Linked DNA regions of Homo sapiens: regions 2 and 3 are each linked to region 1. The links are chromatin loops, found by intact Hi-C in ENCODE. Cell type or tissue: PC-9. All regions are shown on one strand. Each heading gives the region's core, and the rest is flanking DNA. Links, peaks and the distances in the headings are about the cores only. Region 1 holds the start of LOC124903346 (a long non-coding RNA gene). Region 2 overlaps YLPM1 (YLP motif containing 1). Region 3 overlaps AREL1 (apoptosis resistant E3 ubiquitin protein ligase 1).

The links. A loop is a pair of places that touch in the nucleus more often than their neighbours do. Peaks named below come from ENCODE experiments on the same cell type or tissue, not always from the same donor. Only the 100,000 strongest peaks of a DNase experiment are listed, where the experiment ranks them.
Region 2: a loop joins it to region 1, with 18 times the contacts of the local background. A loop is called at or near these places in 3 of 110 quality-filtered maps.
Region 3: a loop joins it to region 1, with 3 times the contacts of the local background. A loop is called at or near these places in 2 of 110 quality-filtered maps.

What each region holds. Positions count from the first base shown.
Region 1 is chr14:74,544,887-74,552,886 of GRCh38, reverse strand. It overlaps LTBP2 (latent transforming growth factor beta binding protein 2), which reads left to right. Exons shown (of 36, transcript NM_000428.3): 6 at 494-700; 7 at 1,537-1,823; 8 at 2,922-3,024. LOC124903346 (a long non-coding RNA gene) reads right to left here and starts at 572. Exons shown (of 2, transcript XR_007064265.1): 1 at 474-572. RefSeq lists enhancers at 204-868, 869-1,532. In PC-9, for the core only: CTCF peaks have their summits at 3,021 and 3,220 (motif pointing left); a DNase peak (open chromatin) is centred at 3,166; H3K27ac peaks cover 868 bases.
Region 2 is chr14:74,799,421-74,809,676 of GRCh38, reverse strand. YLPM1 (YLP motif containing 1) reads right to left here. Exons shown (of 21, transcript NM_019589.3): 5 at 9,980-10,256; 6 at 7,001-7,121; 7 at 1-297. Among named protein-coding and RNA genes, the nearest start is that of YLPM1, 41 kb to the right of the region's middle. In PC-9, for the core only: CTCF peaks have their summits at 5,068 and 5,268 (motif pointing right); a DNase peak (open chromatin) is centred at 5,316.
Region 3 is chr14:74,666,698-74,676,953 of GRCh38, reverse strand. It overlaps AREL1 (apoptosis resistant E3 ubiquitin protein ligase 1), which reads left to right. Exons shown (of 20, transcript NM_001039479.2): 6 at 202-371; 7 at 633-813; 8 at 1,008-1,255; 9 at 2,843-2,920; 10 at 3,736-3,877; 11 at 4,002-4,123; 12 at 5,471-5,546; 13 at 6,083-6,192; 14 at 6,828-7,007; 15 at 7,180-7,305; 16 at 9,360-9,489; 17 at 9,577-9,635. Among named protein-coding and RNA genes, the nearest start is that of AREL1, 41 kb to the left of the region's middle. In PC-9, for the core only: no CTCF peak of the experiment used is centred there; no DNase peak of the experiment used is centred there; H3K27ac peaks cover 419 bases.

The sequences.
Region 1 (8,000 bases), core at 1-8,000:
TCCCTTTCCTGCTCAGATGGTTCCCAGCTGGCCCTGGAGGGTAGATGGCCAGAGAGCCAGGCCTGCCTTGGACTGGAGCCCGCTGCTCCCAAACTGTGGCTCCACAAGTTGTCCCAAATCACATGGGGAGCTGAGTCCTCACTTGGCAGCCTAGCTGTGTGACTCTAGGAGTCACATAACCTCTCTGAGTCCAAGTTTCCTCAACAGAGAAGAGACAGAGTTCATGATAATGCCACCTCCCCATCTCCCAGGTTATTGTGGGGTGCAGGGAAACGCCTAAATAGACTTTTCAGGAAGGCAGGGGCTGGTTATTATCCACTCTTCTTCACTCTACATGAATGAAGTGGAAAGTCCCTACATTTCAGGGGGCTCCGGGCTACAGGAGCCATCTAGGGTCAGGGTTCTGCCGCCTGTTTCTCTGTGGTGGTCACCAGCCACAGAGCGGGTGCTGCTGTTCTTCCACCGCTGGTTACCTTGAGGGTTGATGTTGCAGATTTCTGCCAGATCCCCTGCCTGAACGGAGGCCGCTGCATCGGCAGGGACGAATGCTGGTGCCCCGCCAACTCCACCGGGAAGTTCTGCCACCTGCCTATCCCGCAGCCGGACAGGGAGCCTCCAGGGAGGGGGTCCCGCCCCAGGGCCTTGCTGGAAGCCCCACTGAAGCAGTCCACTTTCACACTGCCGCTCTCCAACCAGCTGGGTGAGTGCCGGCACAGCTGGGCCGGCGGGACCCTGGGAGGAGTGCCAGTTGGGTGGAGGCTGTCACCATGGCTGTGACAGGGATAGGGAAGCTGCCTGTAGTCCTTCCTTTATGATCAAACCTCCCTCTTTCTCCTGGCCCTCAGCGCTAAGTTTCATTCCCTCAACTTCTCAGCCCCCTCCCATCGGAATTTATCGACTTGTTTTTGCCCTTTCCCTGTGCTGGGAACCCTGGGGAAGACAAAACAGTGTAAGGGCAGGGTGCCGCCCTCAAGGAATCCATGGGCCTGGGTAATAGAGGGAGAATGGATGGGAAATAGAATATCAGCATAAAACATTTCATTTTCCCTGCCTTCCATTATTAGGTGCCAAAAAAATACAGAATGCTTTAGGGGATCAGGGGATGGAGAGGCTCCTAAGCCCAGAGTGCTCTGGGACAGCTGCGTGGAGGGGATGGACTGCAGTTAGGCCTGAAACAATGGGTAGCATCTGGTTAAGCAGAGGGACTGGCACGAGCAAAGGCACGGAGGTGGGGCCATGCAGGAGACAGGGGGCTGGAGTTCCAGGGTTGGCCAGGGTCATGGGGGAGGTAGAATCAGGAAGGTAGCTTGGAATGTGATAATGAGGCTCCTTCAGTGACAGAGTTTGCACTTCATCCCGTCCCCACAAGGGATCATTCTGGGGTTCTAACTTGGGAGCAAAGAAATGGAAGGAGAGTTTTGGGGTGACACATAGCCAGTGGCCTGCCTGGCCCAGGGGTGGTGGATACCCTTCAGAGGGTTGGAAATGAGGGTGGGGCCCTGCTTCCCTGGCTCTGACTCTAGCCCCTGTGCCCAGCCTCCGTGAACCCCTCCCTGGTGAAGGTGCACATTCACCACCCACCCGAGGCCTCAGTGCAGATCCACCAGGTGGCCCAGGTGCGGGGCGGGGTGGAGGAGGCCCTAGTGGAGAACAGCGTGGAGACCAGACCCCCGCCCTGGCTGCCTGCCAGCCCTGGCCACAGCCTCTGGGACAGCAACAACATCCCTGCTCGGTCTGGAGAGCCCCCTCGGCCACTGCCCCCAGCAGCACCCAGGCCTCGAGGACTGCTGGGCCGGTGTTACCTGAACACTGTGAACGGACAGGTGAGAACACAGCTCTGGCCTCAGCCCTGGATGCTTCCAGGATGGCAGTTGTCCCCAGTCTGCCCTTCTCCTCCTCTCTGTCCTCTTTGTTCTTATGGAATGTGAGTGTCTGCAGACTCTCCCATTTCCCAGATGGGAAAACCCAAGGCATGAAATTGTCCATGTATGGAGAGTCTGGGCCTCCTTCCTGGGCTCTACTTGGTGCTTGTCAATACCAGGCACACAGAAGAAGACCCAAGGAAGTTCCCCTCTGGAGGAGCTGTCACCAGCATCCTCAGGTGAAGGCAGCCTAGAGATGCTGATCCTATGACCCCTGGCACATGGACCAGTGGGGCTGTTAGGATCTGGCCAGGAGTTTTTTATCCAGTTGAGGCTACAGTTGGGGTCACAGAGGTGTGGAATTAACAAATGGAGGTTAACCCCAAAGCCCTGGTGGTACAAAGATGAGAGATACTCCTATTGCCCTCTGGAACCATCCTCAGCTCATAATGGGAAATCAGGGAAGATTTTCTGAGGCCAGGCACCCAAGAATAGGGGTTAGACCAGACCCAGTATGGTTTTTCTTGGGGTTGCCAGGAAACCGCTTAGTTTCCAGAAACTAAGGTATTTCCAGAAACCCTATCTGAGATTAGGGAACTGGAGGAGGTGGGACAGCCAAGGGGTAAACACCCTGAATTCCCAGATCATCCCTGGCCTCTCACCTTGGGGTGTCCCTGAGCCTGGGGCTCTGCTCACAAGGCCCACTCTGTGGGTGACCCTGCAGTTCCCTGGAGGTAGGCAGAGGAAGCTCTTCCTTTAGGACCCTTTGTCTGTGGTTGGGGCCATGGAGGGTGGTGGTTTGCAGCCCCGCACAGGGCAGATCTTGTGTCTGGGGTGTCCCATCCACACACAAGGTTCAGGGCTGGGAGAGTGCATGGCAGGTTTCTCTGCTTCCTTCTGGGATATGGGCTGACTCCCTTCTCCCCTTCTTTGGCTGGGGACATCCTCTGGCAGAATGTGGGGAGTGAGCTCTGTGTCCTAGGCTTTCCCGGGACATCTCTGTGCACAGCCTGGGAGGGAAGGGGGGTGGTCACAGGTGTCCATGGCCTCTCCTTCCAGTGTGCCAACCCTCTGCTGGAGCTGACTACCCAGGAGGACTGCTGTGGCAGTGTGGGAGCCTTCTGGGGGGTGACTTTGTGTGCCCCATGCCCACCCAGACCAGGTGAGTGCTGGAGTCCAAGGTCACGTGTTGTGGAGGAAGCTCTCCCTGGGCCTGCCCTCTCCTGCCAGGGTTTCCCCTCCAGGATGTCAGAGGCCAGGCAGGTAGAACAGGCTGGTAAACTGCAGACTTCCCAGACCTGCCTTGAAGGTGTTTCTGGCCAGCACTGAGGCTCCTGGCAGCCCTCTGCTGGTGCAGTCTGTCCTGCCTGCTCCATCTGATTGCCTGCAAGGGCCTGCTCTCTCTTGCAGAGATTCTTGATCAGATTTTAGGGATTTCACTCAGTGTTCCCCTGCACACCCCTCCCAGATGCCAGGGGTCCAGAGATCTTGATTCAGTGATTCAGTGTTTTCTTTATTCTCTCCCTGATGGGGCCCCCAGGCCTCCTCTTTATCTCCTTACCTCCTGTTCCAGCCTCCCTGACTTTGAATTAGGGTTGAATGTCTGTCCTAGATGTCCTCATCCTTGGGGTATGGGAGCCCTAGTTCCTTGCCCTCTTTTGGACGATGGGAAAAACCTAACATGTGTTAATTCATTCATTCATTCATTCATTCAGCAAATACTCACTGGGTGCCTTGTATGTGCCAAGGACTGCAATTTCAGGAGTGAGCAAGATGCCTGTTCACGATGCTCTCCCCAGTCTTAGTTGCACAATTGGGAGGAGGGTGACCAGATGCCTGTGCGTGAGTGTGGCTTCTGCCCATTTGTCTGTCTTCTCCCTCCAGGCCTCCTTTCTGGGCCTGGGCCTGAGCCTGGTGTGTATTTCCTTTGCCTGTCAGCAGTCAGCTTGGTCAATCAGCTTTGTCAGGAGGCTGGACAGGAGCCCAAAGATGGGAGGGGCAGGGCTGTTCCTTGCATCAGACTCAGCTGTGGAGCAGTGACTACATTTTCCAAACTAAAAATAAGTGTAGACAGTTTTACAGTGTGATAGAATTTTTGGCGAAGTAGCAAAGGGTAGTGTTCAGCTCCCAGGCTTAAATGTCTAACACATACTACGTACCAGTCCCAGCTCTTCCTGATCACCTCTCTCTGCGTCAGTCTCTTGATCTGTAAAATGGAGATAGTAATAGTGCCAGCCTCGTAGACTGCTGTAGAGATTAAATGAAATGATGCACATGCTTAGTATTAGGTCAATAAACCATGGCTATTACAATCATTATCATTATTGTAATTAGAAAGTATCCCTCAAGAAAGCGAGAAAGGAATGGACCCACTGCACAGGAGATGTGCATCAAACTGCCCAGGTCTCCCCTGTAGGCCAGAGATGTTTTTGCCACTTTTCTTCTTTCCTTGTTTTCTTTTCTCTTTCCTATCAGGCGTTGAACCCTTGAAACTTCTATATCCCACATTCTAATCAGTCGACAAATATTTACATTGACTAAGCCCCCATTTGAAGAGGCCATAGCATGCAGGCCCTGGACAGAGAGTAGAGAAGGTGGTAAAAACCGCACCTTCCTCTCCAAGCTTACAATTTAGTGGGTAGTCATAGATGGCTGGTAGGCATCAGGAATGAAGAGGTTTGAGCAGTGTCTGGTCAAGTCCTGAGTGCTGTGCAAACACAGGCAGTGGAGCCCAGGCCCCTCATAGGTCCAGTAGCACCTTTGTGCAAATTAGAAAAACCTGCCCTTCCATTTGTTCAAGATCATCTTCATAAATATGCCAATCTAGGATGCCAATGATTCCCTTAGAGATGGTGCTTTTGTGCAGTGCACAACTTGCACATCTGTACACTGTGGGATGGGGGCCCTACAGGCTAAACCCTGTGGATCAGGGAAAGCTTCTCAGAGGAGGTGACTTCCAGGATGAGATTTGAAGAATAATTAGGGGTAGGACAGTTAAGTAATGGGGAAGAGTTTAACAACCCAAGGAAATTGCATGTGCAGGTAAGACCAAGAGAATGAGCAACATTTTCTGGAGCACAGTATGTCTCTTGCTGAGCCCTGCTCAGCCCTGGCTCTCCTGTAGAAAGGCAGGCATGTCAGAAGGGTTAGGTGGGGCCAGGGCTCCCAAGTCCCTGCTCTGGGCAGGTTCTGGTTCCCAAGAGCTGGCTCATTCAGACAAGTGGGTGGGGGTCTCTCTCCCTTTACCCCATCAACCCTCTGAGGGGCATGCAGTACCTGCTGCGCTGACCAAGGTGCTGACCTGCCCTGGGACCTCCTGACCCAGTTAGGGCTGTCCTAGGAGGGAGCTGGCTTTTCTAGGTGGTAGGAACAATGAGATTTCATCCAAGTGGCAATTCAGGGGCAGCCTTAGAAGTTTCCCCTCCTTGTCTCAGGGCTCAGAAGCTGTCACGCTGTTGCCTCTGGAATCTGAGAAATAATGAAGGGGAAGAGTGGGCTCAGCTGCCAACAGCGTGAGTGTAAAGGAGTGGAGTGGTGCAGCTGAGAAACAGGCTTCCAGAAGGGCCTTCTCAGAATCCCGCTTCACTGCTGGGATTCTCCTCCCAGCTGAGGTCTATGCCCCTCTCGGAACCTTCCTCTGGGCAAGTCTTCAGGCCTTAAGGTGTCCTTGATTTGGGTACCAAGCATAATCCTGAACTCTTGAGATGCAGCCCTCTGGGTGGGGTGTCAGCGATCAGGGCCCCACAGGGTCCTTGGGTCAGTATCTCCTCTGTAATTCACTAAGCCAATCTGACAGTGATGTTAGTGGCCACAGACCTATCAGGTGACATTAGTGAAAATGAAAATAGAGCCACTCTGGATTCTTCACTTATATGTCACATCTGCCACTTATAGGATTGGAGGGGACAGTGGGAGCACAGGGCCTGCCTGTCCCAAGCTCTGGAGCCCATCAGGGGTGCAGAGATGCAGGCTGTGAGGTCCATGCCAGGGCTGGCTGCTGCCAATGGAGGATTCTAGGCCTGTTGCCCTCAGCCAGGGCTGACAGGCACCATGACCACATCCCCAGATCTTGGAAGCACTTCTGAGAGTGGGGGAGCCCTCCACTGGAAGGGTGGGGAGCAGGAGAAAAAGGCCAGAGTCTGTACTGAAGCAGCTACCTGCTCGCCCACTTGCTGCACTCCTGGTTCCACCTGTGTGCCAGCCTTGAGAGCTCAGCCCACCTGATGCCCAAGGAACCTGCTCCAAATACAGCTGGTGAGCTCGGTTCAGACAGGGCTAGAGCCCAGTGGCGGTGGGCACGGGAGCAGAGCTCTGTGGATCAGGTGCGTGCAGAACACGAATTGTACCCCTCCCCCAACACACCCAACGCTCAGCCCTTGCCCTCGCTCTGCCCCATCCCAGATGGTGGCCTCCCCTACTGTGTTCAGAACATCTCAGCGCGCTGGGCACCAGGGTACAGACCCTGGAATGTCAAGCATCCCAGCACACTGAGCAAGAAATAACAAAGACCAGGGCAACATAAACATCAAAAACACATGAAAGTGCAGTTGGGCGTTGTATAGAGAAGGGGCAAGACGTTGGGGAGCCTTGTTTGTGTTGACAGAGTGCCAGGCACCTCGCTTCATGCCTGAACCTGGGGCTGGGGTGGGCACATTTCTTTAAGTGGGGATGACAAGGAAGCTTCTATACAAGAAGCAGAGGAAGAAAAGACAAGCTGCCAGGGCAGGTTTGGGGAAGGTTGGCAAGACAGACAGGACTTCTGGATCCTAGATCATCCCTGGCACTAGTGGCTTTGCCTCTCTGAGCCCCTATTTCTCCTCTGATAAAATAGGCTTATGCTTCTGGGGGAAGCCTTTGTCATCCCCAGTAAAGTGTTCTAGCAAATCAGGCAGTGGTGGGAGTGATAGGGTGAGCAGCCTGGGAGTGGCTTCATGGCTTCCCTTCAGTCACATTCTGGCTTTGAGGCTCTGTGCTGGACTGTTGAAGAAGGTCGCAACAGAATGCCACTATTCCTGACATGGAAAAGGACTGCCTTGAAGTCTTAATTGCATGGCATAGGTAAATCCCTTTTGTTCCAGAATGCCACAGAACTTGCATGGAGAGCTGGCCCGGGAGTCAGTCTAGACCAGCCCACAGTTCCCCTCTGCTCCCTTCACTCTGAGTGGTAGAGGTAATGTGTACCCAGCTGAACTCCCAGGACTTAGCCTGAGCCAGGTCTTCCTGACCCCTTGGGATTTATCAAAGGGTCCCAGCTCATAGCCCTCTTCAATCCTCCTGCCAGAGTCTGGAGAACACACGGTTCTCAAAAGCCACTTTGATTGAGGCCACATTTTTGAGTTTTCATCTGAGAAAGACAGACATCTGGGCTGACTGGAAAGTTGGCCACTGCCCCATCTGGCTTGGCACTGGCTGTGTCAACCCCCAGGCCCCTTTGCTGGGACAGGCGGGGCTGGCACATGGCTCAGGGCCTACAGTGGTGGGCTCCAGCTGTTTGCCATGAGATCGTCTTGCCATTTGCCTGGGGTGGGTTGAGTTCACCTCTGAACCCAGGGCCCTCTGTATCTCCAGGGAGAACAGATTCTCTTGCTCTGCCCTTTCAAGGAACTCTGCACCTTTCTCTCTTAAACCAAGAATAGCCGCCAGTTCCTGAACTTTCACATTACACTGGGCCCTTCACATGTTTTGTCTCACTGAATTTGTACAGCCACCTGCAAGCCCAGGATTTTTAACCCTATTTGATGGATGAGGAAAATGGAGCTCCAAGAAGGCTGAGGAGCTTGTCCAAGGTCATACATCTAGGGCAGGTAGAGCCAGGATTCCAACCACAGTATGTCTGACTCTCAGCTGAGCAAGATCTCCCTAATCATTCTGGGGAGACCTGAGCCTCCCTGAAGGAAACAAAGATCAGGATGCTAGACTGGAATTCTGCAGCCAAGAGGATGCGCGTCAAGATTGGGTTTTGTGAGTTACTTGTGCTATATCCGTCAAGAAGATTTGGGTTAGATAGAGGGGCAGGTTAGCAACATGTAGCCCCGGCCTGCGTTAAGAGAAATAATTGCCCTAGGGAGAAGGGTGTAGGCTTTCCCCCACGTGGTTCTCAAGAGAAATATCCAATGTGTGGTGTTTCTGGTAACCAGA
Region 2 (10,256 bases), core at 1,159-9,158, 260 kb before region 1:
TGGAGCAGATGGAATTGCTGCAGTTTCTGACTTAAATTCTGAATTCAGTCCTTGTTCATCATTTGTATCCCAGAGCCCATAGAAAGAATCTTCATCCCATCGTTCCTGTTCTACAGCTGAAGTTTGTGGCTTTATCACTGGAGGAGGAGGAGGTAGAGGTGGAGGAGGTGGAGGTGGTGGTATTGGGACAGGTGGCCTGGTCACAGGAACAGATGATCTTGCTGGTGGAGCAGAGGGTCTTACAATTGAACCTGGTGGTTTGCCCATAGGAGGGGGAGGTCTATACGACCCTGGAGGCTAGAGAACAGAATAAATAGCTTAGTGGACAAGTATACCACTATGTTTTTATAGATCAGTGGAAATTAAAATCTGGTTCTCAATTTATAAGAAAAAAGTTAACACCTTGGACTCATTCAAAATTTCGTGCTTCAAAACATACCATCAAAAAAAATGAGGACAAGCCACAGAAAGGGAGAAAACATAGGCAAATCTTATATTTGATAAAGAACTTGAATTCAGAATATACAAAACACTTAAACTCGGTAAGACAAATCATAAAAAAAAAAAAACTATGGCCAAAAGATGAGAATAGATATTTCTCCAAAGAAAATATATAAATGCCCAATAAGCACATGAAAAGATGCTCACCATCATTAGTCATTAGGGAAACACAAATTAAAATCCCAATGAGATACCATTTTCATATGCACTGGAATGGTTATAATTAATAAGACAGACAAAAACAAATGATGGCAAGGATATAGGAAAGAAAAACCCTTTTAGATTGTTAGTGGGAATAAATGGTGCCACTATAGAAAATGCTTTGCCAATTTCTCTCAAAAAGTCAAACACAATTTTTTTTTTTTTTTTTTGAGACGGAGTTTCACTCTTGTTGCTCAGGCTGGACTGCAATGGCGCGATCTCAGCTCACTGCCACCTCTGCCTCCCAGGTTCAAGTGATTCTCCTGCCTCAGCCTTCTGAGTAACTGGGATTACAGGCACCCGCCACCACGCCCAGCTGATTTTTTGTATTTTTAGTAGAGATGGGGTTTCACTATGTTGGTCAGGCTGGTCTCGAACTCCTGACCTCAGGCGATCCACCCACCTCAGCCTCCCAAAATGCTGGGATTACAGGCATGAGCCACCGCACCCGGCCAAACATAAATTTATCATATGGCTCAGCAATTTCATTTCTCGGTATCTATCCAAGAAAAATAAAAACATATGTCCATCCAAAGACTTGCACACAAACATTCATAGCCGTACTATTCAACAACCCTAATGTCCAACAACTGGTGAATGGTTAAACAAAATGTGGTATATTCATGTAACAGGTTATAAATAAAAAGAAATTTAAAAAGCAGTAAAAAGAAATGAAGTACTGAGTCATGCTACAACATGGGTAAACTTTGAAAAGAAGATAGACACAAAAGACTACATATTATATAATTCATTTATACAAAATGCCCAGAAAGGCAAATCTATATAGACAGAAAGTGCTGGGACTGGGGTAGGAATGAGGATTAACTAACTGTAAACTGGTGCAGTGATCTTACAGGGGTAATGAAAACGTTTTAAAATTTCCATACTCCAAATTAGGGTGGTAGCCACGTAAGATTCAAATGTCCCAGGCCAATACCAAATCTACTGAACTTCTGTAGGTGGGGTCCCACCAGTAATTCAAAATTTTAAAAAAACCCTCCATGAATAATTCTGATTTATAACCCTCGGTTAAGAACTATCTTCCTATGCTCAGTGTGCAGGAAGGAGAGAAATGAATAAATAAATAAGAACTATCTTCCTACTCTAGAGACCTATCTCCTCCACAAAAACAGTAAATTTTCAGTGAGAGAAATCCTAGATAGCCTCCACACTTCTGTTCCTTTCAGTTATCTGGTTGACAATAGTCATCTGTGGTGAAGCTGAGACCAACAGAGAACATGAGTACTATGAAACAACAAAATAAACTAAATGAACATCTAGTAATCTAAGGAGTGCCACTGTTGTGTGCCCTCCTTCCATTTGTTTTCCCAAAGCATCACCAGTTACCATCAGAAATGTCTATGATGGAGATGGTAGGACTTCTTAGCAAATTGGTCCTATCTACTCAATATTGAAACCCAGTTGCCAAATACATTTTATTTTTATTCTTTCTTTGGTAAAGACGGGGTCTTGCTATGTTGCCCAGGCTGGTCTTGAACTCCAGGCCTCAAGTAATCTTCTCGCTTCAGCCTCCCAAAGTGCTGGGATTACAGGTGTGAGCCACCATGCCTAGTCTCTATTTTAATCTTTGTAAGTGTGATTCAAACACTTACTTCCCATTTCTTAGTTCACTGTGTCTGGCTGGTTTGGTTTTATTTTTTTGTTTTTTGTTTTGTTTTGGTTTTTTACTTCTCTGTTATTCTAGGATGTTTTTTCTTTATTGACGCTATTTTAGATCCTGGAGAGCCCACAATATACATTATTTATATATTTGCCCATATATACACAGTACTTTAAAAATAAACTTTCTGAATAATAAAATGGAGTTGACTAATACAGAAGGAACATTATTTGACTGGAGGTAACTACTGGCTACAGTTAAAGACAAATGGCTATTACCTAAAGGTAAACTTTTAAAGTATGGCATGGTAAACTTTGTCAAGAAAATGCCAATATAGGATGAAGCTATTCAGTCTGGGTAGATCTATCAAGACAAGTTTTAAATATCTTAAGATCTCATAGATGTATACTTATAAATTTTTTAAAAACTGCTTTCTTCATTCTATATAGTGAAAGTAAAAGATACATTTTTTAAAATTATTGTTTATATGAGAAAGGGTTAATATCTATATTATATTAAGGATAATGAGTTAATTTAAAAAAAAAAAACCTGACTCAAACAGATAAATGGGTGAAGGACACAAACAGAATTTCTGTAAGAGGAAAGTATAATTAACAAATATGGGAAAATATTCATGTTCACTAGTAATCAAAAATGCTGTATTAAAATTATTAAATATACCAAAAATATTAAGTAGCTAATGCTTACGAGGCTATAGTATAGATGTTATACAATTATTTTTTTTCATTTATTTATTTATATATTTTTTTGAGACAGAGTCTCACTCTTGTTGCCCAGGCTGGAGCGCAGTGGCGCTATGTGCAACCTCTACCTCTCAGGTTCAAGCAATTCTCCTGCCTCAGTCTCCCTAGTAGCTGGGATTACAGGTGCGCACCACCTGGCGCGTGCCTGGCTAATTTTTGTATTTTTAGTAGAGGCGAGGGTTCACCATGTTGGCCAAGCTGGTCTTGAACTCCTGACCTCAGGTGATGCACTTGAGACAGAGTCTTGATCTGTCACCCAGGCTGGAGTGCAGTGGTGCAATCTTGGCTCACTGCAACCTCTGCCTCCCAGGTTCAAGCGATTCTCCTGCCTCAGCCTCACCTGTAACTAGGATTACAGGCACATGCCACCAAGCCCAGCTGATTTTTATATTTTTAGTAGAGACGGGGTTTCACCATGTTGGCCAGGCTGGTCTGGAACTCCTGACCTCTTGTGATCCACCTGCCTTGGCCTCCCAAAGTGCTGGCATTGCAGGCATGAGCCACCACACCCGGCCATTATACAACTATTATAGAGAGCTGTTTGGCTATGTGACAGGAATCATTTAAAAAGTATGCTTATTCTGGGCCAGGTGTGGTGGCTCATGCCTGTAATCCTAGCACTTTGGGAGGCTGAGGCAGGTGGATCACCTGAGGTCAGGAGTTCAAAACCAGCCTGGCCAACATGGTGAAACCCTATCTCTATTAAAAATACAAAAAAAATGAGCCAGGAATGGTGGCAGGCACCTGTAATCCCAGCTACTCAGGAGGATGAGGCAGGAGAATCACTTGAACCCGGGAGGTGGATATTACAGTGAGCTGAGATTGTGCCACTGCACTCCAGCCTGGGTGACAGACTACATTCCGTTTCAAAAAAAAAAAAAAAAAGTATGCTTATTCTTTGACTGAAGTGTCCCACTTTGGGACGTTAAAATCACTGTTGGCTGGGTGCAGGGGCTCACACCTGTAATCCCAGCACTCTGGGAGGACAAGGCATGAGGATCACTTAAGCCCAGGAGTTCGAGACCAGCCTGGGCAACAACGCGAGACCCTGTCCCTACTAACAATTTTTTTTTTTTATTATTAGCCAGGCGTAGGGTGTGTGCCTGTAGTCCCAGTTACTCAGGAGGCTGAGGTGAGAGAATCACTTGAGCCCAGGAGTTTGAGGCTCCAGTGAGCTATGATTGTACCACTGTATTCCAGCCTCCCAGGCAACAGAGCAAAAAAAAAGAGACAAAACAAAAACATAAAACTTACTCCTAAGAAGTTATTGGCCGGGTGCGGTGGTTCATGCCTGTAATCCCAGCACTTTCGGAGGCTGAGGCAGGTGGATCACCTGAGGTCAGGAGTTCAAGACCAGCCTGGCCAATTGGTAAAACCCTGTCTCTACTAAAAATACAAAAAATTTAGCCAGGTGTGGTGCCAGGCACCTGTAATCCCAGCTACTTGGGAGGCTGAGGCAGGAGAATCGCTTAAACCCAAGAGGTGGAGGTTTCGGTGAGCTGAAATCATGCCACTGCACTCCAGCCTGGACAACAGAGTGAGACTCCATTTCAAAAAAAAAAAAAAGGAAAAAAGAAAAGGAGTTATCTAAAATAAGAACCCAATACAAAGACATTCATTAGGGTAATATTAAGAATAACAGTGAAAGATTAGAAACAAATTCCAACAGAAATTGAATTAATTCAATAAATTATTGTAAATCAAAAAATAATATAGCATATAACAATATGGAAAGATGATTATGATTTGTTAAGCAAATAAAGCAGAAATGTGGATGTACAATCTGGCGCTTCTATTTACTAAGACACACAAAGATGAAAGATATAGTTATTATCTTATGGACTCAATTTAGAAAGAAAGACAAGAAAACAGACACTCAAAATGCAACATAATAAAGATGACAACAAAGACTAGTACAAGATGTTACAGGGTATGTACAAGGGTAATTGCCCTACATAGGTGGAAGAGAAAATAGTAGAGCTGAGTTGTAAAAGATAAACAAACATTAGCCAGTTGCAGGAGGGGATGGGAAGGCAAAGAAAAGACTCTAGGCTTAGAGAACAACATGCATACGCAAAGGAATGAAGAAGTAAAAGAATCTAGCACATTCACAAAATTGTTAAGTAGCTCTATGTGGAGGGAAAATGAAGCATCAGAGAGTGGAGTAGCAAGCAATGGTCAGCAGAGGTCAGGCCAGCTCAGGAAGAACAAGAAAGTCATGCAAGAGATTCTAAATTTCATCCTGAAGGCATGGGAGAACATTGAAGTTTTAAAGCCAGGTAGCCACATGGTGAGATTTGTTTTAAAATGTCCATCTGGCCACAAATCACATCGACGCTGCCTGAAGTGGAGTATAGGGGTAGTCCCAATCTCAAAAGGGCATGAGAGAACTTTTTAGGGTGATGAGAATTTTGTTTTGTTTTGTTTTGATTTTGAGATGGAGTTTCGCCCGTTGCCCAGGCTGGAGTGCAATGGCGCGATGTCGGCTCACCGCAACCTCTACCTCCCGGGTTCAAGTGATTCTCCTGCCTCGGCCTCCTTAGTAGCTGGGATTACAGGCATGCGCCACCACGCCCGGCTAATTTTGTACTTTTAGTAGAGACGGGGTTTCTCCAAGTTGGTCAGGCTCATCTCAAACTCCCGACCTCAAGTGATCCACCCGCCTTGGCCTCCCAAAGTGCTGGGATTACAGGTGTGAGCCACCGCGCCTGGCCGAGAATTTTTTTATCTTTTGGTATACATCTGTCAAAACTCGAACTATAGGCTTAAAATGGGTGTAATTATACTTGAGAATTTGATTCAAAGGAGGTAAAATCAATCAGCAGCAGGGTAGGACAAATCAGCAAGATGGAGCAAGATGGAGGGTTGATTTTCAGGTTTCAAGTTAGGGTGACTAGGTGATGGTGAGGAAAAAAGACAATTTAATGGGGTATGATAACGAGCCCCATTTTGAATATGCTGCATTTGACAGGAGTCACATCCACAGACAGAAACCCTGCAGACAGGTAGATGCGTACAAAGGTCAGGAGATCCGATCTGGGGAGTCAACAACACCATGGTGGTCACTGATGTCAACAACTATGTCTTACTGTTAAGTATTAGACCAGGATGGAAGGGAACACTGAGAAATGAAAAGTGTTAATTTGATGAAATGGTTCAGTAGAGGTTCAGTAGAGCTGTTTTCTTCATTATGCTGTCATAAAACTACCTGCAAGATAACATTTTAAACATTTGAAAAGCCCATTACTGGCTTAAAGGTAAAATAACAAAAATAAAAGAAGTCCTGGCATGCTCTTGGGAAAAAAAGGAGAACTTAATTACTCAAGTCTTTAACATAAACACCCCTTTTCATACTGCCTGAACAGTTCTGAAGTATGTACTGGGGTATGACATTTCCCCATCTGAAGGACTAGTAGCCTGAAGAGGTAGGAAGCATCACGAGGCCCACATCTAGCCCTGCCTAGATGGAAAACAGGACTTTTTTTTTTTTTTGGTAGAGATAGGGGTCTCACCATTTTGCGAAGGCTGGTGTCAAACTCCTGGGCTCAAGCAATCCTCTCGCCTTAGCCTCCCAAAGTGCTAGAATTACAGGTGTGAGCCACTATGCCCAGCCAACAGGACTATTTTAACATAAAAATTATTAGAAAAATTCTACCATTTTGTGAACAGAAGCTATGTAGTTCAGGTGTACTTGGTGTACTTATCAAAATCTGGGGAAAAGGAGCATCTCTACCACACTTTTGAACATGCTTTTAAGGTGTTCAAAGTTCAATTACCATAAACTTTTAAGTTTCCAAAATTTACATTTTATAGAGGAAATTTGTTATTTATTCAACTTCTAAAAAAAATCAAACAACATAGAAACATACAAAGTAGAAACCATTTCATTTTCTGAGCACACATTCTCCCATACCGGATACATTCCAGGTCTTGAAGATGTATTCTGCAATCTTGATTCCTGAGGTGGTAGATGGTCAGCCATCTGTGGCTCAGACCCGAAGTCTTTCATCTTTTGAAGCTGTTCTTTCTGTTCCCTGCAAACAAATAAAATTGACATAGTACATAAAGCATGCTTATTCCATTCCTAAGTGACTACAATTAATATTTAATTAAAAAAAGGAGACCTAAAAAATCCTTGTCCTAAAATTCTCTGCAGTGGCCATACACTGAGCAGCTCCAGGATTACCCTCTTTTGCTTTTATGTAGCTAACTCATCAGTCATTTAAGACATATAAATAATTATAAATTATTGAAGATATTCAAGAATAGATTCTACAACCTGCCTCAGTTGTTTTCTACTATCTCATCTACTTGTTATGTTTTTCTTTAATCCAACCAAAAGCTCTCTTGCTATTTTTTTTTTTTTTTTTTTGAGACAGAGTCTCACTCTGTCGCCTGGGCTGGAGTGCAATGGCGCGATCTCAGCTCACTACAACCTCTGCCTCCCGGGTTCAAGTGATTCTCCTGCCTCAGCCTCCCGAGTAGCTGGGTCTACAGGCATGCACCACCGCGCCCGGCTAATTATTTGTATTTTTTTAGTAGAGACGGGGTTTCACTATATTGGCCAGGCTGGTCTCGAACTCCTGACCTCATGATCCGCCTGCCTCAGCTTCCCAAAGTGCTAGGATTACAGGCGTAAGCCACCACGCCCGGCCTATTTTTTTCAACTCTTTAGACCAGAGGTTGCAAAATGGTGGCCCATGGGCCAAATATGGCCTAAAAAGGTTTTCAAAATGTGGCTTTCACATCAGTTTTTAAAATTTGAAATTAGCTGTCATATTTACAAAGCAAAATATTTCATATATAAATTCAAATCTTAAAGAGATATGGTAACACCAGGCCTACATTCCCACATGCCAACAATCAGCTGAGTGCAGTAGAGGCTGCCCATGTTAGATGAAACAACCTGTCACAATCTTCACCGTACTCTACAGAGTTATACTTGGCCCACTTTCACTCATTTTTGTTATCTGATTCTTGGGGACATTTTAATTTATGGCCCCTGCTGTAGATGGTGAGAACAACTGTCAGTCTATACCTTTAAAAACAACATTTCATATTCCTGAAGATAATTATGTAATCCTTCGGTTTTTTCTTTAAACTGACGAAATTCCTTTTACTTTTTTTCACAATGCCTACCTTAAACATAGGTAAAATCCACTACAATTTCTTAAGACCTTTTACAATTTTCTCCTTACATTAAAGTGACCCAAATGAGGGTCCACAAATGAGGGACCACAAAGTAAGGGTCAAGTGTGTAAGATTATTTACTGCTCAGGTAAATCCCATCATCACATCCCTTATGATACTCCTTACGACTTTACACTGACACAACATAAACGACTTGTATTCGGCTATGACATTATCCATCACTCCCTATATATTGTTTAATTATGTTCATGTTGCCTAGAAAGCTTTAAAAAAGGATGAAGCAGCAGCAGCACCTTTTATCCAGCATTACCATGCAAAGCAATAACGAATTAAAAAGAAATTTAAAAAGGAAAAAAAAAGAAACCTTGGCAGCTTAACAACACCAATCAGCTTGGTATTCTCCATAAATAACACAGATTTTAGAGTTTTAGACAGATTGAGTTCAAAGGCCGGGTTTGCCACTTACTAGCCAAGGGAACTTAACCTCTTTGAACTTTAGTGTCATTTGTGAAGTGGGGATAATACTACCTTATCTTTGCAGGCCTTTGAGATAGACAGACTGACATAATATACACTCAATTATTAGCAAGTGCCCAGTTACACGGTAGGTGTTAAAATTAAAGGTGTCTATAACTTAAAAGTGAATAGTGTAGTAGCTAAATATTCTATAGCATGCTTTCCACATTTTCTTCATGAGTAATCTGGAAAAAATAAACCTCTTAGCTATAGACCATACAAACCTGCCGTATCTGGTCTTTCATCATTACCTTTTCTTCACCGTATTTTTCTTTCCTAGTTCTAAAGTTTAAGTTATAATTTATTGTTAAGATCCACAAATGTAAACCAGAATTGAAAAATGGAAGAAATACATTGGAATTTATCAAAACCTAATCATTAATTGACTTTCTCAAAAAAATTGCTTTAAAAAAGTTTTCAATCTGTCACTGACTTCTAAATTCCTATCCCAAGATACAGCTGGTTTAAGGATTAAATGAGTTTATTATACACAACACACTTAGTACAGTTCCTGGCCCGGAGTAAGCATGCAATAAATGTTAGCTTTTGTTATTGTTGTTACCACAAGAAAAGAGGAAAATTATGTAGATACCTATACACAGTTGATTGTAAGTCAAGAAATCCTATTTTCCATTTCACAAAGAAAACATTTGGTTATGTAGAAACAAATAACATCCTCAAGGAGAAATATCTGCTTTTAGTTATAATGAAAGATAAAACATCCCCAAAAGAAAGTATCAATAGTTAAGACAAATCTGAGGATGCTCCTAAGCAAACCATTCTTAGCTTCAACAAAGAAAAATACAGCACTTTCCAAAGTTTTATCAATGATTAGTGAATATAAAGTCTATCAGATCTAATACCAAAGAACAAACTGATTACTGGAAAAAATGAAGGTTACACATGAACCCTGTGAAATCCAGAGCACTGAAAAGTTGAAGTTTGACACTTGAAACATGCACAGGCATGGCATGCCAGCAACACTTCTACAAAGGCCAAGACAGCAATCAATTTTCACATCTTAGGGCATAAGTTTATCATTAACACAGTTCCTAAATACCCATTCTAACCCTAAAACAGCACTGAATGACCAGAAATATAAATTAAAAGTATGTGATAAGAACTTGAAGTAAAATGATTCCATTCAAATATATCATATCACTTTAAAAAGAGCAGTCTGAATGTGGTTTTTATTAAAAGAAAGGATCTGAAGGAGTCAACTTACCGAAGCATTTTCAGTTCTTGTGCAGCTTTCAAAATGATTTCATGCTGCCTCTGACTGAGAACCATTACCCCTCCAAGGCCTTGGTCAGAGTCTAAGCTTGCATCGGACCCCATCATTTCTGAGGAATGATGTGAGGAGGGCATATGTTCCGCCATGGGGGAATGTCTATCCACATCAGATGGGTACCATCTGTCTGACAACCGTTCTCTTTCCCAGTCCATTCTGTCAGGAACATAATCTCGCTTTTCCCGCCATGTATCTCCTCTTTCTGGATACT
Region 3 (10,256 bases), core at 937-8,936, 120 kb before region 1:
ATGGTGGCGGGCACCTATAGTCCCAGCTACTCGGGAGGCTGAGGCAGGAGAATGGCATGAGCCCGGAAGGCAGAGCTTGCAGTGAGCCGAGATTGCGCCACTGCACTCCAGCCTGGGCGAAAGAGCGAGACTCCATCTCAAAAAAAATAAAAATAAAAAAATAAAATAAATAAATGTTAGATTCCATTGTCTTTGTTCCAGGAATGGTGGTTCCTTCTAAGACCAAAATTGTGTGCCACTTTTCTACTCTTGTATTGACCTGTGGGCAGCCGCACACCCTTCAAATAGTACCCCGAGATGAGTATGATAATCCCACCAACAATTCCATGTCCTTGAGAGATGAGCACAATTACACCTTGTCCATTCATGAGGTAAGCAGTCTCCCTTCTTTATCTGTGTGCTAGAGAGAGCTGGCTCCTTTCTCTGTTATTCTCACACCTAATTCACTTCGATCTCTCTTTCCTTCTCCTTGACTTCTGTGCTGTCTGTATCTTCATCTGACAATACCTGTCTCATTAGTAATTTTGTGATTTAGATTAGATCATAGATAGGAAAGCTCTTTGTAAGGAGTAAAGTGGCTTGTAAATGGGAAAATACTATATGTTAAGTGATGCTCTGTTGCCTTCCTATAGCTCGGCCCTCAAGAAGAAGAGAGTACTGGTGTCTCATTTGAGAAATCAGTAACATCCAACAGGCAGACTTTCCAGGTGTTCTTGCGACTCACCCTGCATTCTCGAGGCTGCTTCCATGCTTGCATTTCATACCAAAATCAGCCAATCAATAATGGTGAATTTGACATTATTGTCCTAAGTGGTAAGTTAAAAGAAAAGTATGATTTAGTGCTGTTCTTCAGCCGTTTCTTTGCCTGTTTGCACTCTTTTGTCTGACCTCACAAACATTTGATATTTGGGCCACATTTGGCTTGTCCTGTGGACTAAAAGCCTGTGATAGGTAATTTTTTTCTTCTCTGACTTCTACTTTAAACCTTATTCCTTATTATACTTCAGAGGATGAGAAGAATATCGTCGAACGCAATGTGTCCACTTCAGGCGTGAGCATTTACTTTGAGGCTTATCTTTATAATGCTACCAACTGTAGCAGCACTCCATGGCACCTGCCACCCATGCACATGACCTCTTCCCAGCGCCGGCCATCCACTGCTGTTGACGAGGAAGATGAAGACTCGCCCTCTGAGTGCCACACCCCTGAGAAGGTGAAGAAACCGAAGAAGGTGTACTGCTATGTGTCACCAAAGGTTGGACCTTCCATTCTCGACATAAAATCCCCCTGCTTGAACCTGTGTGTAATTGGTATTTGGTAGCAGAAACCACAAAGTAACAGTCTGAGAATCAGGGCAAGATTGTTAACTAGTTGTATAGAAAGCCACTTTCAACTGTTAAAAATTTCTTGCTAGCATAAAAATTACTGTTGGCTTCTTGTGCTGTGTCAAAACAATTTGATCTTTTGTTCTGTGATTCATGAAACCACAGTAAATGGATGTCACTATTAGGCTACAGGATTGGAGTAAAGAAATTTTGGCAGAGGAAAGAAGGTGAATTTCCCAAGCCCCTGAGCTAAGAAGCACTTTGTGTTAGTTTCTTTTTAATATTTGTTTTTCCTTATTCATTCAGTCCTCATAAAAATGAGACTCTGTGAAACATCCCATTGCATCTCTTTAATCTCATAACCAAAACTGAGTTCTAATTCTGTTCTACTTCAGAACACTTTGCTGTGTACCATTCTTCATTTAAAAATCTAGCCTTAATTTGGACTAGGGGTGATGGTAATGAGGGAAATGGGTAAGTGAATAAATGAAACAAGATTGGCTATGAATTGATAATTGTTGAAGCAGCTGATAGTTTCATTATACTTCTTTGTCTTCTTTAGTATGTGTTTGAAATTTTCTTTAAACTTTTTTTTATCAAGAAAACAACTGACCTGCACATTCAGATAAAAGGGATTTTTTAAGATTAAAAAATTTTTGCATTGTCTTTTCCTCTTTTGTATGAACTTTTTTGTGTGAGGACCTTCCCCTATACCACCAACATATTCCACTCCAGCTCACCCCATCTTGCCTCCCTTCCCTGGCAGATCCTTGGCACCATTCAAATAGGTATAAAGCAGTGTGTATGGGTTGCTGGTGTTTGCTATCCAGTAACTTGGAGGAAGTCATTCTGAGCATCATGGGGCTGAGCAGAAGGAGATTTTGATTGTTTCTAGGTGAAATATTCTGTTCTCATAAAGTGAAAACCTGATCCCAGATATTTAGAAAGACTTGAGTATTACAATTATGAAATATCTCTGTGTGAAACTGCATTGTCAGTCATATTTTTTTTATTTATTTTATTTTTTGAGACAGGGTCTCACTTTGTCACCCATGCTGGAGTGCCATGGTCCAATCTCAGCTCACTGCACCCTCTGCCTCCCGGGTTCAAGCGATTCTTGTGCCTCAGCCTCCCGAGTACTTGGGATTACAGGCATGAGCTACCGCACCCAGCTAATTTTTTTGTATTTTTAGTAGAGACTGAGTTTTGCCATGTTGGCCAGGCTGGTCTTGAACTCCTGGCCTCAAGTGATCTGCCTGCCTCGGCCTCCCAAAGTGCTGAGATTATAGATGTGAGCCATCCACACTTGGCCATCAGGGTAATATTTTTAATTTGCCTTTTTAAATAGAGAGTTAATGTATTTATTTGACTTTAGTACTCACTAAATTATTACTTTTGTCCATGGAGAGGAAAGGTTATGAGAAATGTAAATAGGGACTATGATATTTGAATTAGAATACCCAAATAGAGCCTTTTTATTTATCATTCACTTCATTTCCTGTCTGTTGGTCCTCCAGCAATTCTCAGTGAAGGAGTTCTACCTGAAGATCATCCCCTGGCGCCTTTACACCTTCCGAGTGTGTCCAGGAACAAAAGTAAGCTGAACCTTACATCTGGTTCACATCAAGCATGCTTCATCTCTGGACTATCTCAGCCTTTTATTTTTTCTCAGAAGCACTTTTAGTGTTTCTGCAAGATCTCACAGTGTACACAGGATTCGTTGCCAAATAAAGCATCATTATCTCCTCACTAAATGGCATGAAGAATATATAAATTCTGGAAGGACGCATGCCTACAGAAACAGGAATTAGCAGCAACTCAGAATACTTCAACAGTGATCCTTTGCCTTCAAGACTAAGTTAATAGAGAAGATGTTTGTAACTCTGGCCCAAGCTTGGTCTCCCAGTGTGCTGAAGCTAACTCCTTTTAGAAGCACCACTCTCATATATTAAAATACATTGTTTGTTTGTTGTTAACTTTTCTGGGCTTCTGGAATCTAAACTTTTGCCCAAAGGCTAGAATGTGCCATTTTATAAAAATAGTTTTCTTCTGATCAGTTTGGAGTAGTCATTTATTGCTGTTTAATATATCCTTACTATTGCTATTTAATATATCACCGTATTGCCATTTATTGCTATTTAACATATCACCCTTCTTATATTTTATGTTAGAAGGTCTGTAGTTTTGCTGGTGGTCCTAACTAAAGGCAGTCTCTGTGACTAAAATAATTTTAAATGTTGAAATGTAAATCACTGAAGGGAAAAATAATGAAATGTATTTCTGGTAGGTCCTCATTTGGAGAAAACAAGCCTAACTTATTGTTGTTGGTTGGTACACAGGATAGAGCTGTGGAGGACTTTTACTGGCCTTGAGGGTTTTATAGATTAATTTCTTTGTTTTTCTTTACCAGTTTTCATACCTTGGTCCTGACCCTGTCCATAAGCTGCTCACACTGGTGGTGGATGATGGCATTCAACCTCCTGTGGAGCTCAGCTGTAAGGAGAGGAACATTCTAGCAGCCACTTTTATCCGCTCCCTGCATAAGAACATAGGTGAGGTTACACAGGGATTCTATAGGGAAGGTAGTGAGCCCAGCCACATCCATGAGGGTGGAGAGGCAGGACTACACAGATGGCTTGTAATGAGGCTGTAATGATGGATCTTGCTGTTCCCCAGGAGGCTCTGAGACCTTTCAGGACAAGGTGAACTTTTTCCAGCGAGAGCTTCGGCAGGTACATATGAAAAGACCACATTCCAAAGTCACCCTGAAGGTCAGCAGACATGCCTTGTTGGAATCGGTAGGTAAAATTTCATCTCTGTCAGCAGATACCAAAGTTTTCCAATTGAATGTCTATATTCTGCAGGTTACTGTTTTTGTTTTTGTTTTTGTTTGGGAGATAGGGTCTCACTCTATTGCCCAGGCTGGGGTGCAGAGGTGCGATCATGGCTCACTGCAGCCTCGATCTTCCCGGGCTGTGATCCTCCCAACTCAGCCTCCCAAATAGCTGGGACTATAGGTATGTGTCACCATGCCTGGCTAATTTTTGTATTTTTTGTAAAGATGGGATTTTGCCATATTGCTCCGGCTGGTCTCGAACTCCTGGACTCAAGTGATACACCCGCCTCAGCCTCCCAAAGTGTTGGGATTACAGGCATGAGCTACCATGCCTGATCTGGTTATCTTTTTCATGAAACTTAAATTTCTCTGTTTAAGTAAAGATATAGATATACTTATAAAAGACAGATATACTTATAAAAGACAGATATACTAAATTTCTGAAACCTAAATTTCTCTCTTTACATATGTCTGTTCTTCTATTTGATTCTACTAAATTTGGGGCAGTTTTGTTGGAGGTATGTTATCGAGGGAAGAGCAGTTTACTTACTGGCCTTCAAATCTACTGAATGGGTCCCTTGGAACTCCCATGTAGGGCAGGTGTAAATAGTGATTACAGAAGAAACTTCTTGTTATTGAATCCCTGGAATAGAGCGCTTGTTGAATTAAAAGGAAATGATTTTTGTTGTCACTTTGGTCTGATGGAAAAGGAACACCTGATGTGTGTCTGTCTCCACTGCACAGACACTGGCATAGTTCTTACATTCCCCAGGAATGAGAAGGCTTGGTTCCTGTCCAGAAAGTGTTTGTGATGTTTGGCTCTGGTAGGTGTGACTGGAAACCCGTTTTCTCAGCCATATTCTCCGTGTGGCATGGCTCGCTGTCTGAACCTAGCCTTGTGGATAAATATGTCTAGTGGATAGATCATACTTTGCTGAAAACCAGGATTCCTTGGTTCTTTTGCCTACAGCTTACTGACTTGAGTCATTTTTTACTTCTTTATGCAAGAATGTTTTCATTGCTAAAACAAGGATTGTTTAAAACAAAAGGAAAAGAAAAAAACAACTTCAGCTTTCCAACAAAGTGATGATGTAAAGGCAAATCAGATTATTTTTTAAAACTTTAAATTTGAAGTTATGTGCATTTTAAATGTCAGGTGGTATCATTAAAGCTTGTTTATGAGTAACATATCTCCTTCAGGCAGTCGTAGTTAGTCCAGCAGACAATGGCAGTGCTCTTGTGTTGTCTTTAACATCCAGAGGACACCAGCCAGTGTTCTGACAATTCCCTTCCTTTCACTTCTTTTCAGTCTCTGAAAGCCACTCGGAATTTCTCCATCTCAGATTGGAGCAAGAACTTTGAGGTTGTTTTCCAGGATGAAGAAGGTCAGTTTTGAAATTTTATATTCATCTTTTTGAACTCTCCTCCCCACTCGCACCTTCTCCACAAAAAAAAAAAAAAAAAAAAAAAAGCAACTCTTACCTCCTACTCACTCCCTAAAAAAAAAAACCTAGGTTTTTTTTTCCCCAAGGAAAAGGGAACCATGAGTCAAGAAAAAAAGGGTAGTATTTACTGGCCAGGATGGCATTGAGGAGCTTGTGGTACACAGACATACAGGGACTTGGAGAGAGAGTTCTAAGTGTTTGAACCGTGGTTACCTTGAGAGAAATGTCCATTTCCTGGGATCTCCGACCTCTGGTGTTTCCATACTAGGGGGCTTTTCCTTAGTGATCAGAATACCATTAATCCTACAAAAAGGGGTGGGATTTCTAAAGGACCACAGTTTAGATGAGTCGCAACGGAGAAACACCAGAGTAGTACAATAGAGGGAATGTGGAGAGTATAAAATGATGACTCAATAAACAAAAGTGGTAAGAGGAGGGAGGGCAGAGTCATTTTTTATTTTCATTATGCTTTTCAGCTCTGGACTGGGGAGGGCCTCGCCGGGAATGGTTTGAGCTAATCTGCAAAGCACTATTTGATACCACCAATCAGCTCTTCACCCGGTTCAGTGACAACAACCAAGCATTAGTGAGTTGGTGACGGGTGGGTGGAAAATGTGGATTATGTTATCATGGGTAGACTAACAAGGATTCAAAATTATGAAACTGATCTGGGAACCTGACAACCTGTGTCCTATTCTTAATTTTACTGCTTAAAATATAAGCTAATCAGATTGTCTTTCTCCTCTTTGCCTTTATTATTTCATCTGTAAAATAAGCAAAAATGCAGGCAGCTGAATATTTGACTAAAAACATTATAGTATAATGTCTACTCTACTAATTATTATAATAATTAAGCCTCTTTCTCAAAACATACCTGAAGCAAATGATTCCTGTACTAGATCTTTGTCTAGACAAAGGTGTCAGGAGTAGAGAAGTACACTTTGGCTGAAAGAAGTTCTGGTTTAGGGAAAAGGCATCACATCATCTGCTGATTAACCACAAACTTAATATAAGATTCTTAATTATGTCCACCTTTGCCCTTTATCTTCTAGTCACTTTGAATTACTCAGTGGTGGCTACCAAAAAACTAACATTTGGATGGGCTCTGATCCTCACAGTGACATCTTGTTCCTTTGGCATGGGGTTGGGGAAGGAAGGGTCCTTCCAGAACTGGGCTTGAAGAAAAATGGCCCAGGGCCTTTCAGTCTCTTTCTTGGACAGGTGCATCCCAACCCTAATCGCCCCGCTCATCTGCGCCTGAAAATGTATGAGTTTGCGGGACGGCTCGTGGGCAAGTGTCTCTATGAGTCCTCTCTAGGAGGAGCCTACAAGCAGTTGGTCCGAGCTCGCTTCACCCGCTCTTTCCTGGCCCAAATCATAGGACTGCGTATGCATTACAAGGTAACATCTTGGGTGTGCATTTCCTACTAAGGCCCCTGGCCATTAACCCTGAAATCTCTCCTCCTGGGCTTGTAAATAATTTTTAAGGTTGAAGGGATAAGTGGTTCTAAGCAGTTACACCTTTCAGGGCAAGAGTATTCATGTTCTGTTCTGTGTCTTTCTGCCTCCTCAGTACTTTGAAACAGATGACCCAGAATTCTACAAATCTAAAGTTTGTTTTATCCTCAACAATGACATGAGTGAGATGGAGCTGGTCTTTGCAGAAGAGAAATATAATAAATCAGGTCAATTGGATAAGGTGAGAAAGAGGACAAAGCCTCTGGGTCCTATGTTCTCCAGTTTCCTGTAGAGCAGGACTGTCTAAGAGAACTTTCTGCAGTGGTGGAAATGTTCCATATTTGTGTTGTCTATTAAACACCCAAAATGTGGGTGACATAATAAGTGAACTTCTCATTTTAGTTAATGTATACTTACATAACTACACTTGGCTAGCAGCTGCTGTATTGGACAGCACAGCTTTAGGACATTGCATCCTATGCTTTATGATCTCAGCCCATTTGAGTGAAGCAAAAGACACATATCTCCATCTATCCCACCGAGTCCTGCTTCCAGTTGAAAAATAACTGAATGATGGTGAAGTGTCACTGTACAAGCAGATTTGGAAGAGATGGCAGTGTCTGTGTCAACATTTGCAGTAGTGATGTAGGTGATTCCTATTTTAACACAATGCCTGGGTATTTTTAAACTTTTTGGCTGGGCGCAGTGGCTCATGGCCTGTAATTGCAACACTTTGGGAGGCTGAGGCAGGAGGATGGCTTGAGACCAGGAGTTCAAGACCAGCCTGGGCAACTTTGGCAAGACCCTGTCTTTTAGATTTTAAAAATCTAGCTGGGTATGGTGGCGTGTGCCTGTGGTCCTAGCTACTGGGGTAGTGTGGGAGGAAGTGGGCGCTGAAGCTGGAACATCGCTTGAGCCCAGGAGGTTAAGGCTGCAGTAAGCTGTGATTGCACCACTGCACTCCAGCCTGGGTGACACAGCAAAACCCTATCTCAAAATAATAAAACCAAAACTTTTTATTAGAAAATGATGGCCCAGAGATATTTCCGATGCATGTGCTTCTATTTACATTGTGGTGTTAAACAGCATCAAATGATAATGATGACGCTAAAGTTGCAGTAAATTTAAAGTTAAAAGCAGAATAGGAATGATTGAAAAATTGTGACCATTGGTACCACTATACTGATAATCAGATATCCTTTCTGGAAATTATGGGATTCCCAGCTGTCTGCCTTTGTACACATGGGATTAGACCCAACTTCCTGAGCTGGCATGGTAAGGCAGCTAGAGTCAATAGGACACTGAATTAGGGTCCTCAGACCCAGGGTAGTGCTCATTTTAATTGTGTTTAATATGAATACTAAATCTTAATAATTTATTTCTCAGTCTCCTAGATAGAAATGCTTACATTAAAAAAAAAATCCAGGATTGTGCATACCAACAGAAAAAATGTTTTACATTTTTAGATCCATTGAGAATCCCTGCTGTGGAGTAGCATGCTATTGCTACCATGCTGTTGTCTTAAAATCTGATCTTGTAACTTCATTCACCTGTGGAGACAACCTTGGTCACTCTACACAAATATTCCTGGATGATGGTTTTAAGCTGTGCTTCAGGGCTCCTTCAAAGTTCCCTTAGGAGTTTATTGGGGGATACCAATTCTGTTTGAGAGTCATACAGTTTGTTCACCTTTTTCTTTGCAGAGAGGAAAGTTCAGGCCAAATAATTTCCCCTAAGGTCTGGAGGGGCAATTAACCAAAGGTCTGTAGCAAGCTAGCATCAGGGCTGAGATTAGAATCCAGGATCTTCAAGTATCAAACTGTGGCTTGTTCTGTTGACTCACATTAGAGATAAAAGAATGTGTGGGAACAATTGTTCCCATCTTGGAATTTCTGAGACATAAAAAGACTTCCTTACTGCTTATCTGATTTTACTCTTAGTTGCTTAGAGAAGAGGTCAATAGTGGTTTCATTTTGGATCATAGATTAAAACATTGCTAGCGAGGAGCCATAGTATCTTCCTATTGCATCACTACTACTTGACTGAGTCAGAGAAGACCTTACCCAGGCACCCATTTCAGAAATAATAGCTAGTATACAGCAATAGTGGTAGGAACCCTGAAGCTTAGGAACTAAATTAAACCAAGTGTGTTGAAAAGCTGAATGCACAGCAGAAACTTGTGACTGACAGTGATGGAGGTCAGTAATCTGTGTCTATAAAACATCCAGGCAGATGTCATCTCATAAATTTCCATCCACAGCCTCTCCCTTGTCTGTCTTTTGCTGCCTGTTACAGGTTGTAGAACTCATGACAGGTGGAGCTCAAACTCCAGTCACCAATGCGAATAAAATCTTCTATTTAAATTTGCTGGCCCAATATCGGCTGGCCAGTCAAGTGAAAGAGGAGGTGGAACATTTCCTAAAAGGTGGGATCCTGTCTGTTCTTGGCCTTGAAGTTAAAATACCTGTATCCATGGTGTGGGTATGACTTTAACTTGCCTACTTTGTTTCAGGCCTGAATGAATTGGTCCCTGAGAACCTTTTGGCTATTTTTGATGAGAATGAGCTTGAGGTAAGTGATTGCAATTCAGACTCCCATTCTTAACTTGGCATTTTTGTAGCTTACAGGAACCAGCTTGGTGTACCTTCTCTTATGAGATGCAGCTGGAAAGCCATTTATGCAAGAGGTGGTTTCACTTTTGTCGCTCCTCCATTCATTGACCCTTCAGCCTTTAAAAAATTAGAATGTGAAAATTAGTAGCAAAGAGTGCAGAGATATTAGCTTAAGGGATAAATAAATGAAAGTAGCAAGTAGCTCATTATTTATGAAGAGTAATAATTAATACTCATTTATTCATCAAGTATCACTGAGGCCGGGCATGGTGGCTCACTTCTGTAATCCCAGCACTTTGGGAAGTTGAGGTGGGTGGATCACCTGAGGTCAGGAGTTCGAGACCAGCCTGGCCAACATGGTGAAACCCCGTCTCTACTGAAAATACAAAAATTAGCTGGGTGTGGTGATGCACGCTTGTAATCCCAGCTACTTGGGAAGCTGAGGCATGAGAATTACTTGAACCCCGGAGGCGGAAGTTGCAGTGATCCGAGATCGCACCACTGCATTCCAGCCTGGGCAACAGAGTAAGACTCTGTCTCAAAAAAAAAAAAAAAAAAATCAATGAGTAGTAAAGAATGT